2 separate regions of the Mus musculus genome follow, and region 2 is linked to region 1. A link is a contact called in ENCODE POLR2A ChIA-PET data. All regions are on one chromosome and are shown on one strand. Each heading gives the region's core, a stretch centred on a gene start or an enhancer-like site at or near the end of the contact. The rest is flanking DNA. Distances are from core to core; before and after follow the strand shown. Region 1 holds the start of Spsb4 (splA/ryanodine receptor domain and SOCS box containing 4). Region 2 holds the start of Slc25a36 (solute carrier family 25, member 36).

What was found. ChIA-PET counts read pairs that join two places held with the same protein, here RNA polymerase II (POLR2A).
Region 2: POLR2A ChIA-PET joins it to region 1 with 10 read pairs in Patski. The contact joins the promoter of Slc25a36 here to the promoter of Spsb4 in region 1. POLR2A ChIA-PET finds 5 or more read pairs at or near these places in 3 of 5 experiments (Patski and embryonic stem cell).

Annotation. Positions count from the first base shown.
Region 1 is chr9:97,015,482-97,021,502 of GRCm38, forward strand. Spsb4 (splA/ryanodine receptor domain and SOCS box containing 4) reads right to left here and starts at 2,874. Exons shown (of 3, transcript NM_145134.3): 1 at 2,713-2,874. Gm16010 (a long non-coding RNA gene) reads left to right here. Exons shown (of 3, transcript XR_871043.3): 1 at 1-860; 2 at 1,146-2,285; 3 at 2,512-6,021.
Region 2 is chr9:97,107,873-97,113,893 of GRCm38, forward strand. Slc25a36 (solute carrier family 25, member 36) reads right to left here and starts at 3,169. Exons shown (of 7, transcript NM_138756.4): 1 at 3,039-3,169. The coding sequence starts at 3,079.

The DNA of each region.
Region 1 (6,021 bases), core at 1,624-4,123:
AAGGATAGGCCTAACTGATGCTTTCTGCAACTTCAGAACCGATGCCTGTTTCTGAGCAGCAGCAGGAAAGAAAGGCAGCCCCCCACATGGAGGGACCATGTTTTATTCAAATGTGCTGCTAGATTCTTAATTTTTTATTATTGATCTTTTTGCCAAGTATGAGTGATCATGTTCACACAAGTTAAGTGCAGACATTAAGTACTTTTTTTTTTTTGAAAAAAAAAAAAATGATTACCAGGAAAGACTTCTAATGGACCTAGCTAGGTCCCTCTAACCTCCTGATTTTCCACATCCAGTTTCTTGTTCTATCTAGGGAGCTCCTGGAGATCTTTTGTTACCGTGCCAACAGAGGAGGGCCCTTTCAGGAGCACCGATGTGTGGCGGCGAGCCAGCTGAGCCAGCCGGCTTAGAAAAAAATTAACTGGAGCATGGGGGTGTTGACTGGGTCTTTCTCTCAAAGGGCAAAGACCTTGCCTCAGGCCTGAGCCTTAGCCACATCCTGGGACATGCTTCCATGACAAGGTTCCGATCCTGTGACCAACTTGGGGTAGGAATGGAAGTCAGGAAAGGAATAAGCCCTGGAGTGTTGGAGCAAAACCAAGATCTTAGGCCAGGGTTTCAGGGGTGGGGAAGGGGGAAGTGACAGAAAAGAAGGTGGGGTCAGTGAAAGCCAGGCCTAGAGGGCAGGCCCAGTCTTCACTCCTAGTAGTCTCGAGGAAGTTCTAGCTTTAGAAAGGAATTTGGACTATTTACATTTTTGAGGATAAATCCTTCTTGCTAGTGAATGGCCATTACTATTTGCCAATCTGATATCTGAAAAACTGAATCTTCTGGCTTTAGCACACGTTTTTCTTATTGAGGTAAGGCGCATATGTGTTATTTCTGTTTCACTCTCTCTGGGTAAATTGTCTGTAGTCTTTGTCCTTTGGGGCTCTTCCTTGTCTTGATTCTTTATACATTTTAAGCTGAGGCTAGAGCTTAGGGGTGGAGTGCTTATCTTGTATGCACAGAGCCCTAGGTTCCACTCCCAGCACACAGACACCCCAAATCGGTTCCCAATTGGAAGCTACGAAGCCACTGCAGTAAGTAGCATTTCTTTCCCAGCTCTGCCGTGACTTTTGACTTCTTCTGGTTTTTCCTTGCAGATTTTATTTCTATGTCACTGAATATCCTTAAAGTCGAAGAGAAATGAAAACTGAAGAGATATTTGCATGGCATAGCTGGTGAATCTAATTTTGTTCGCAGCTTGCCAGAAGTGGCTTAAATTCTTTTTACCGTCCTTGCTGTGGAAATCTGAAACATGGATTCAGGGTGTGTGTCTCAAAAACTGTGGCCGTCTGTAAAGGATGTCTATACCACACTTTTGACATTTTGTTGTTCTGCATAGAGGGTTTATCGGGCAGCCCAAAACCAATTGGGAGAGCGAGTGGAGCAGCGAGGTTGAAAGATCCTCCATCACCCTGAGCAATAGAAACTGCAGGCTTTAGTTGAAAGACAGAGGTGCCAAAGTGAGGAAACAGACAGGAAGCCTCAGGGGTTAGTCGCTTTCCACAGGGCACAGTGGGAAGTGAACTTTCCCCTTATCTCTTCTAAATCTAGATAGGCTCAACAACTGTTAGGGGCAGATGAATGGAAGGATAAGAGATGTTCACACCAATTCCTGGAGTAGGGAGGGAGAGGAACCAGGAGAAGGGGAAGAAAGGGGGAGGGGAGGAGGGCGAGGGGAAGCACAGAGCAGCGGACCTTAGAAGAATCGCTCAAGGTCACACCGCGGGATGGAGCTGAAAGCCGAATTCAAATCCAAGCCCGGGACTGCAGGACTGAAAGTTCTAGATAGAGCCACACAAACGTGCTCTCTTCTCTCTTCTTGACTCAGCAGCTCTCGCTTGGCCACGGGGCGGTGGGAATCACACTTCCTGGGCCTTTCTAGCCGGGAGTTTGGGGTCCCTTGTTTTTCCTGGACTTATTTGCCGCACTCCGGGCTTTGGCTTCCTCCTCCCTGCTTCCCAGAGCAGAATCCGGAGCCACCTATTCTCTCCAAGTTTGTCTCGCAGCCAGGCTGGGAACCGTGCGCGAGCGACTCCCGGACCCGGCAATCAGTCTTCCCTGCCCCAGCGTCGGAGACGAACAATCACCACCAGCGGCTGCTGAGTGCTAGACGCTTTACTCCCACAGCTCCAAAAGCCACAGACGAGCAGACCCCCAGAAATTAGTCCTCGCCACTCAGATGAGGCAGCTCTGCGAAATTGGATGATGTGCTTGGACTCACAAGGCTAATAACGCTAGTTAGTATCTAAGTGCTTTCTGAATGCCAGACGCGGGTCTCCGCACCACCCCAGCAGTTCCTCCAACACTCTAGTAAAAAAGGGCACACTATCACCCCCATCTTATGGATGAGGAAACCGTGGTTGTGGCACCTGGCCCAAGGTCACCCCAGAGAGTGACGGATATACGACCGGAACATAGTCGGTTGAGTCTGGGTTCAATTTGTGTGTGTTGTCTCCACTACAGGGAGAGCAGCGGTTTCAAACCTACAGTACCAGAGGCTGACCTCAACGCAACGCCCGAGGCTGGGCGCAAACCAACCAGTTCGGAATGCCATAATTCACAGAGACATTCCCACGGACCGGAACCAGAGAGTCCCCCAAGAGCACCGAGTGTGACCGGTACTGGCGGACGATCACCCCTTAGCAGGAGCTGGAGAACACTTACCATAAAAGAGAGGGCGAGCGCCTGCCTGGGAGGAATCCCCAGCGCTGGCAGGTCCGGGACTCCCGGGAGAGAGGTCTGCTGCCACTGCCGCCCACGCAGGGGCGCCCGAGCGACCCCGCGGATGCTGGCTGCTGCTTCTCAACCAGCGGCGCGTCCTCTCGACTTGTATCCGGCGGCAGCGCCCTCTCGCTCCGCAGGGTGCCCTGGAGTTAGGGACGTTCTTGGAGAAGTTGACGCTCGGGAGAGGCCGCCGAGGTCCGGTCCCGAGTAGTGAAGTGCCCCACTGCGCTGATCTCAGCGAGATGCGGAAGCCCTTGCCCTGATGGCCCTAAAGCTTGGCGCCTGACCTGGAGAGCGACGAGTCCCGCGCTCAGGGCACACGGGCCGCACCTCGGCCGCCCGTCCCCGGAGCACCGGGTTTCTTCCCTAGAGCACTGAGCACACGCCGCGAGGGCTGCAGTGGTGGCCAGGGCCCGGGCAGCTGTGCGCTCATTGCCTTCCCCAGGGGCTGAGCGCCTTTGTGCGCCGGGCGCGCCGACCGCCAGGGCCAGCTCTGGATGCTGCAGCCGCCGCCTCCCCCTCCTCCTCCACGGCCGCTCGCTCCCCGCCTTCCCGGCCGGCCCGGAGGCTGCAGCTGAAAGCCGATCCGGCTGAGCTCATCCCTGAAGGCCACTAATCCAATAGCCGCGGAAGGCGCGGCCGCCGGGAACGCCCCTTCCCCCACCATCCCGCGCCCCGGCCGTCCCAGCTCGGGCCGCTGCCGGCTCTGCCACCTTCTGGAGGCCACCAGCTGGCGGGAAAGGGAAGTGGAACCCTCGCCCGCGCCCCTGGGCCGAAGTGGCGCGGACGCCATTCACTCATCTGCGGACTGGCTAGCCTAGACACTCGCTCACACACGCGCTCATTCATGCGCATGGGTCCTCCCCCATTCATTCAAGCGTGCCTAGAGAGCCACGGTGGGTGTCCCTAGGGGCGGGGATGAAGAGAGGAGACATCACGGTCGCCAGATAGCTTTGGAGCCTGTATTGAAGGCCTGCGGGAAACAACGACTGGGAAAGAGAATGCTTTAATATACCCCCTTGCCTTAGGCACACACATGTCCACACTTTATTTCTGAGGCCAGACTCCAACTCATCTTTCAGAATCCAATTTCACGCAGCACCTGCTCCATGGTGCTTTTCCCCTGACCACCTGAGGCCCGAGAGAAGGATCATCGATCAGAGGGCTACCGAGAGCGCTGAAGGATGGCGGCTCCCTCGGTAACCAGAGCGCAGAGATAAGAGGGCGTGGCCAGAGCGAGGGATGCTCTGTACCTCCAAGTTGGCTTCCTTCCAGGCCAGGGCATCCTGCTTTCCATGCCAGAGTTGACATTAGGTCCATTCCATAGTCTTAACTGACCTCACCCCTCAGAAAGTGTCCTTTTTTTTCCCCCCATGTACACAGAAGATAAGCACCTGTAATTCAGCCCTGTGAGGGAAATGTGTTGACCAAGGCTCCAGGGTACCTCTCCCAGACTGGGGAGGGCAATTTGAGAATGTTTCCTTGTGGAAGTGTCTGCATGAATGAGCTGCTAGATGCAGAGACATCATAGTCTCATGGTAGGTACCTGTAACAGCCTGTGGTATGACTGGAGCCAAAACAGGAGGTAAGATGAAACGAGAGTAGGTACTTAGGGTCTTGGAGAGCATCCAAAGGGCTTGGCTTTTCCCCAAGATCAGTTTGGCAGGCCTCTTGACCTTCACAGATTTGCTGTCCAGAAAGATAATCCAGTGGCAGGATGGATAGATGGATGAATAGCACTGGCCAGCTTGGAAGCTGCTTCAGAGATCCAGGCAGTCAATGATGCTTTGTCGATTAGGACAGCTCAGTGGTGTGGCAGAGGGGTATTCTGAGCAAGTATTTGTGGCGCTCTTGGTTTTATTTGGGCTGCTTCATCTATATCTGCATGTCTGTCTCTCCGTACCTGTGTGTCTCTGCTCTTGGGACTGCACAGAAGAGCTGCTGAAGGGAATGTGACCCATGCACACATTTCCTTGTCCCCCCGAGTCCCCTCCCTCCCCAGGACATTTCTGGAGTACGTGCTCTGACCACGGCTGTGGTGCTAACAGAGCTGGACATCGTGAAATGAGAACCGAGGAAAACTCAGCAAACAGGAACTTAAGCAAGACTTTTCAAGGACTGGAGAGATGACTCAGACGGTTAAACCAGGCAGTGGGTGGTGCACGCCTTTAACCCCAGCATTCACTAGGCAGAGGCAGTCAGATCTTTTAGTTCAAGGCCAGCCTAGTCTACAGAATGAGTTCCAGGACAGCTATGGCTACCTAGAGAAACCCTGTGTCAAACAAACAAACAAACAAACAAACAAACAAACAAACAAAGTACTTGCTGCTCTTGCAGAGGACCAGGGTTCAGTTCCCAGCACTCACATGGTGGGTCACAGCTGTCCAGAATATCAGTTCCAGGGCATCAGATGCCTTCCTCTGACTTCCATCAGCACCAGGCATGTAAATAACACACATACATTCACACAGGCAAAGTACTCATACACTTAAAATAAACCCTGAAAAAAAAATACCATCCCCGGCTGATGGTTTTTCTACCTGGACCCCAATACAACTGCCAACACTCATTTCTTCCTTCTTTCTGGAAGACTTCACAATAGCTCTAGAACAAGGTGAGGAAGGGTCAAGGGTCACATTTTGAGAAACTGCTCCCCCAAATACATACCTGTGTGCCAGATAAGTTCTCTACACAAGCCTTTGTGACTTGCCTTGGGTATCAAGAAATGGGCACAATGGCACCCCCAAATATCACTAAAGTTCCCCCAAATCTTCCACCCCCTGAATAGCATAGGTATGGTGTGTCCCCAAGTTTGAAATGTGAACAAGTATCTGTTCATTCCACATAGGGTATCTATGGTGGAAATAATTCCACCCAAGCCTATTTTGGTGATCCATTAGTGTTACTTATAGAAGCACGGGAGGCACAGAGATATCACTAAAAAGCCCATCCCGGGATGGAGAGCAAGTGGAGCTCTGTGCACAGCTAGCGATCAGAAGAGCCTGCATGCTCCAGCTTTTACAAGCTCGAGAAGGAGCCTTGTGAATCTTGTAACTTTCATGAGCTTTCCGAGCCTTCTAAGTTTTATTAGCTTCCTGAGTTTTAGTTTAAAAAAAAAGAAGAAAAAGAAAAAGTCTTAGTAAACCTCTCTGAGAGAATGTTTCAATTCAGAGGAAACAACCGCACAAGAAGAAGGAACAATTGCCATTTGAGGAATGGCCTGGATCACCTGACCAAATGTTCTTTAAA
Region 2 (6,021 bases), core at 1,919-4,418, 93 kb after region 1:
AAAGGGAAGAGGAGAAGAGGAAGAAGAGGAAAAGGAGGAAGAGACATCGGTGGCAAAGTATAGGAAAGTATTTACTGGTCTTGCAGAGGATCAGGGATCAGTTCCAGGATTGGCCTGCTTGGGTTCTTATATATATATGTACATATATATATATATATATATATACACACACATACATATACACCCAAATACACATGAGTATCTACACACAGACATAAATATATAAAATTTTAATGTTAAGGTTTATTTTACTTGATGCATACAAATGTTTTGTATCATGTGTGCCTGAAGTACAATGAAAACTAAACCTTAATTACGTGATGATTTGCCTCTGTAACTTAATTAACCCAACCAATGACCTTATAAATTCTGAATATTAACTCTGGCAAAGGCATAATGAGCTCAAAGGGTGACTTATAGTAAGCACGAGTGCTGGTCTGTATCAAACGTTCCTATTTAACAATACAGCCCCAAATCTTTCTGGGACCCTGATGAGCCCACCTGAGTATACACTATTTTAGTTATCAGGAAAGGAACTCAAAGGCTCCCGTGTTAAGAAAACCCTGGCCTAAGAGTAAATGCCACTATGAAAGGTTACTCTTGGTTCTTTTAAGGTATACTGAGCATAATCCAAAGAATAACTGTATGTGAGGAAGCCCAGGCATAGAGAGCCTACAAAGACACACCTCTCCTGTAGTACGGTGAATTTCACAACTCCTAGTGTATATAATTCTATCACAATAAACAAACCTAGCAATTATGAAGAACACACTAAATTATTGCCAAAATAAACAATTTTGATATATAACTTAGACATGTTCAATTAAGAACATTACCAACATCACCTGAACTCTATCTATCTATGTTCAGTACATACAACACTGCCAGAACATTACACAAAACAGAATTCATGTACTGTGTAACTGTCAAGACGTCTACAATAACTTAGTCCTCATTTTACAGGCATGAAAGTGTTTGAACTTAGGGTATTTGTCTTGACATCTGTATGTTTTCTGTATTTTGATTAAATGCCCTTTGCTATCACCTAACACTGCTTCTACAGAGTATATGTACATATGGAACCACTATGTACGAATATGAGATGCAATGGGAAGGAGGGGAAGTCACAACACACGTACTTTGCCCCATTTAACATTCTACTACTGTGTGCGTACTAGACTTCTTGAGAAGTGGAAGAAATGAACTGATATTTTTGAATCCCGTACATAATAATTCTCCATTCCAGCTCTCAACTGAAACAAAAAGCCTACATAGAATGGCCTAACTTCACAAGTGTTTATAAACACAGTGATGTCCTAGTACAACTGGAAAAATCCACATTCAGACTAACATTTATATCCTACACATGCATGTGCTTTAACAAAACTTACACACACACATATGCCTGGACAAAGAATAACAAAGGAGCCACGCAAGGGCTCTAGAAGAGACCATTGTCAACTCTGCTCTACAGGAGAAGTGATTAAAGACTTCTATTTCTTAACTCAAAACAAATTAAAATACCAACCTGAACTACATCTATGGTCTTCTAACTTTCAGAAGATCTAACTACAAGTAGAAATCCAACTACAAGATGCTATCCTTACTTTCTCCTACTCCGCCCCCCCCCCCAACACACACACTCGGAGAAAGAGGGGGGAGGAGAGAGGGAAAGAGAGATTAATAAAATGTTCTAAGGGACCAGGCAGTGGTGGCACACACCTTTAATCCCAGCACTTTGGAGGCAGAGACAGGCGGATTTCTGAGTTCGAGGCCAGCCTGGTCTACAGAGTCAGTTCCTGGACAGCCAGGGCTACACAGAGAAACCCTGTCTCGAAAAACAAAAACAAAACAACAGAAAAAAAAATGTTCTAAGGGCCCGAGGATGGAGCCCAGTGGCAGAGAACTTGACTAGCAGGTGCCAAGTACAGGTACTGCAGAAATTAAATTAGCCCTTTACTGGCAGGAAGCATTTTAGAAACACAAAAGGCAAACTGCTCCTCATAAAATTAGTAGTTGCTTTAATGGCAGAATAGTGGACCGTTCAAAATTGGTGAATCATAAATGTTGAATGAAATGTGTGACAACAATGTAAAGTACTGTCATATTGGCAACAGAATCTCCACACATTAACTCAAAGCAAACAACCATGCAAAGAATGCATACATATATGTATGTATCCCTTAAAGTGGCTGATCCAAGAATCAAACCACCAAACTTTAAAATACTACTTTATTCTGTTATATAGGTTAAAAAGTTAATTCACCATAGCGATTTTTTGTGACAACTTTATAGTCTTGCAGGTAAAAGTCTTAACGTTGCTCTATTATTTCTCTAAATAACTGGGAAGGAACATATCGAATGGAGGAACAAACTTGGCTCAGCAAAATGGCTGTAGCTGGGGGATCAGCAAACCAGACTTCGGGCTCCACACTAATCCTGTACACATATATAATGATTTCATTTAGTAGTCGCCTTCTCTCAAACCATCCATACCCCTTCTCCAAAGCAGGCAGTGCTGAAGGGTCGGGGGGGGGGGGGAGGGGGTTGCCTTCCCATCTCAAGAAAAGAAAAGAAAAGAAAAGAAAAGAAAAGAAAAGAAAAGAAAAGAAAAGAAAGAGAGATTGATTGATTTCAAAGTCACTGCCACTTTTGCACCATCTCCCGCAAACCGGGGCAGGCAAGGGAGAGAAAATTTTCCGAAGCTGGAAATAACCTCTGCGCACCGCGGGCGAGCACTGCAACGCCTTCCCCGCCGGCTACGACGCCGGCCAGCAGCAAAGGCGCAGCGGCGGCCGGAAACAAGGTCGCCCGCGAACGTGGGCAACGTGAGGCCCAGTCGTGCGGGACGGGGAGGCCGAGCCTGCTCCCATTTTGTCGCCATGGCCGAGCCTCCTCCGCGAGGTCCGGGTCCGTGTGCCTCCGCTGTCGCGCAGTACCGGACGAGCTAGGCCGCGACTCACGCCCTGCCCCCGCCCAGGCTCGGCGTGGCCTTCGCAGGCCCGTGGCCTCCAGCCCGCGCGCCCCAGCGACCTTACCCCCCGGCAAACAGATGCACCAGCGTGTCCCTCTGGCTCATTCTCTCTTCTGCATGTCCTCCGGGAGTAGAGGCGGGACGCGGACCCAGCAGGCCGCCACGGCCAGCGGCGAGGGCCAAGAAGGGGGACGCAAGGGAGTGGGCGGAGCCGCCGCTGCGGAAGGCCACCCGCGAACCCACCCCACGGGGTTCCTGCTCCAGCGAGCTCCGTCGGACTGCGCAGTGAGAGTCGTGAGGAGTCGGAGGTCCCTACATAAACAGAAGCTCCTATTGGCTTAGGCCGCGTGACGTCACGAGGTTCGCACGCCTCTTTCACGTGATCGCCCAGGGGGCTCTTCAATGAAGGGCCGTGGGGCAGGACGGGAATGCTTGCTGGTGCGTAGTGGGTCGGCTCGCACTCTCATCCGATGCGCTGATCAGCAGGTCGCTCAGCCCTCGCCACTTAACCTGCGCTGGCCGGCTCTTGACGATCTAGGATAAAACCCTAGCGGCCCAGGGCCACAGCAAGTTTTTGGGTTTAGAACTGAGCCTTTCTGTTTCCCCGTGTTTGCCTTGGAAATCACTTGTGCGAATATACTCGCTTGCACTCTCACAAACAGCACGGCATTAAACATGATCATTAAACATAAGCGTTAAATTGGGATCTGTTGTGGAGTGGCGAGATAAATCGGGTTTTTTTGGTTTTTTTTTTTTGTTTGTTTTTTGTTTTTTGGTCAGGAAAGAGATGCAAAATCTCACTTTGAGACCAACCCTGGCTGCTCTCTGGGGCTTGCCCTCCAACTCAGAGACCTGTGCAAGCCTTAGACTCCCAAGTGAAGGGATTAAAGGCGGTCCACACTCTGTGGAACATTCCTGAGATGGAATGCTGACGGAGAATTCCTGACAGGTCTAAGGTAGAGTCACATGAGGGAAAAGTGTTCAATAAAAGGCAAGTAGATTAAAATGTGAAGGTTTACTACAGGAATAAACCAGCTACTTATTTTACTAATCAACACATTTCTTACATGTATATGTTGGACTAGGGAAAGTTTTCTTTCTCTAGAAAATGGCCATTATTTCAATTTTTTGTTAACTGCTTATTTGCAAGGTACAGATGAATCGTCAAAATAAAATAAATAGATATCAATATGCTAATCACACAGAAGGAACAGAAATATATCTCATTATTTCTTTCTCTTCATCCCCCTCCCCCATAAAACTGCCCTTCCATTTGCAGGGGCCCCATCACCCTTTCCAGCCCACATGAAATTTTCCAGAGCCACTTACGGGCACAACTTGACAAAATTCTAACTGCTTTAGCTCTCTCCGTGTTGTCCGGCAACTAAATTCCTACAAAACGTACAGACTGCAAATGTCCATGCCACTGTAAAGGACTGAGTGTGTAAATTACTTAAAGCATTTCAGCAGTGCAGAGTGTTCCTTATCTGATTATTATTGTTGGGGGAGGGGCACTGCAACCAAAGTCCTTGGCCCAGGGCTTACCCAACTCACCCCCAGTACAGCCTGACTTCTGAGCTTTACTGTTGAAATGAGAACAGTCTATTAGAGCGGGAAAGGATGACAAAGGGGCAAAACTGGAAGAGCGGACACAAAGAGTGACGACAACCCTAGCCAAATGACAAAGATTTCCGCAAGACATCCAACGGGTATTTTCTTTATATGGCAGTTGTGTTGAGACACAACTCCCAGGACACATGTCTCTTTAAAATGTGTGGTTTAGCCGGGCAGTGGTAGCGCACAACTTTAATCCCAGCACTTGAGAGGCAGTGGCAGGTGGATTTCTGAGTTCGAGGCCAACCTGGTCTACAGAGGTAGACAGAAGGACAGCCAGGGCTACACAGAGAAACCCTGTCCCGAAAAAGTATATATATATATATATATATATATATATATATATATATATATATATATATATATATATATATATATATATATATATATATATGTGTGTGTGTGTGTGTGTGTGTGTGTGTGGTTTGGTGGGTTTTAGTATATTTTCCTGGTTGTGTAGCCCTCACCGACCTATTTCCCGACCGCTTCCTCACCCACAATGCAGCCACGTGTTTGTTAGGAGTCGCTCCCATTCGCCCCTCCTCTTCCCTAGAAACCACTGATCTAGTTTCTATCCCTCTGGTTTTGTCTATGCCGCACATTACTTATAAATAAATACATATTTTTAAAAATGGTGTGTGGCCTTTGGTGTGAGGAATTTTTCACTAAAAGTGTCTTCGAAATCCACTCGAGTGTTGCTGCAGGATGGATGCTTCGTTCCCTTTCACGGCAGAACCTCGTTGCTTGACTGAATACTTGACTGATCGGTATTCAGAGAACGAGCCCTTGTTTCCACTCTGAGGCTGTCCCCAACGCTGCGGCTGTGAACAAGTTCTATGGGCATGTTCTTGTACCATCACAGTTATTCCTGGGTCGGTGACAAGACAGTGTTGCTGGTCCCCTTTCTGTCTCTCTTGGAGGCCACTGTGGGTGCAGACCCAGCACATTGTGCTAATTCGGGCGCCGTCCTCTGGGGCACCGCTGCTGAAGTCTATAAGGACTCAGGCTTGAGCAAACCGCCAAGCCTGCTGGGTTCACAGCACTGTCATCGCCTTCTTTATCTCTCCGGATAGAACACTGCTTCACTGAATTCTTTCCATAGGCCCCGTTGTCCTTTCTAGAAGCTTTTACGAGCTTTCCTGAAGGCCGGTATTAGGGCCAGGTGAATGGAGCCAAAGGAAACGTTCCCCCAGTTTACCCATCCCCCTTCTCAATCTCTACCAAGAGGACTTCTGGGAGATACAATCTTTTAGTGAGGAGGGACCAAAGTGATCTTCTCTGTCACGATAGTTGGTCACAAGTACTTCAAAAACAGAGGCCTCACCTTCCTGACTAACAATGGTTTCTAATTTCAATTGCTAAAGAGTTGAAGAAAGTTCTTAGTAGCTAGAGAGTGGGGGTGGGGTAGGGCACAGCTAGACAGAGGTCTTCTT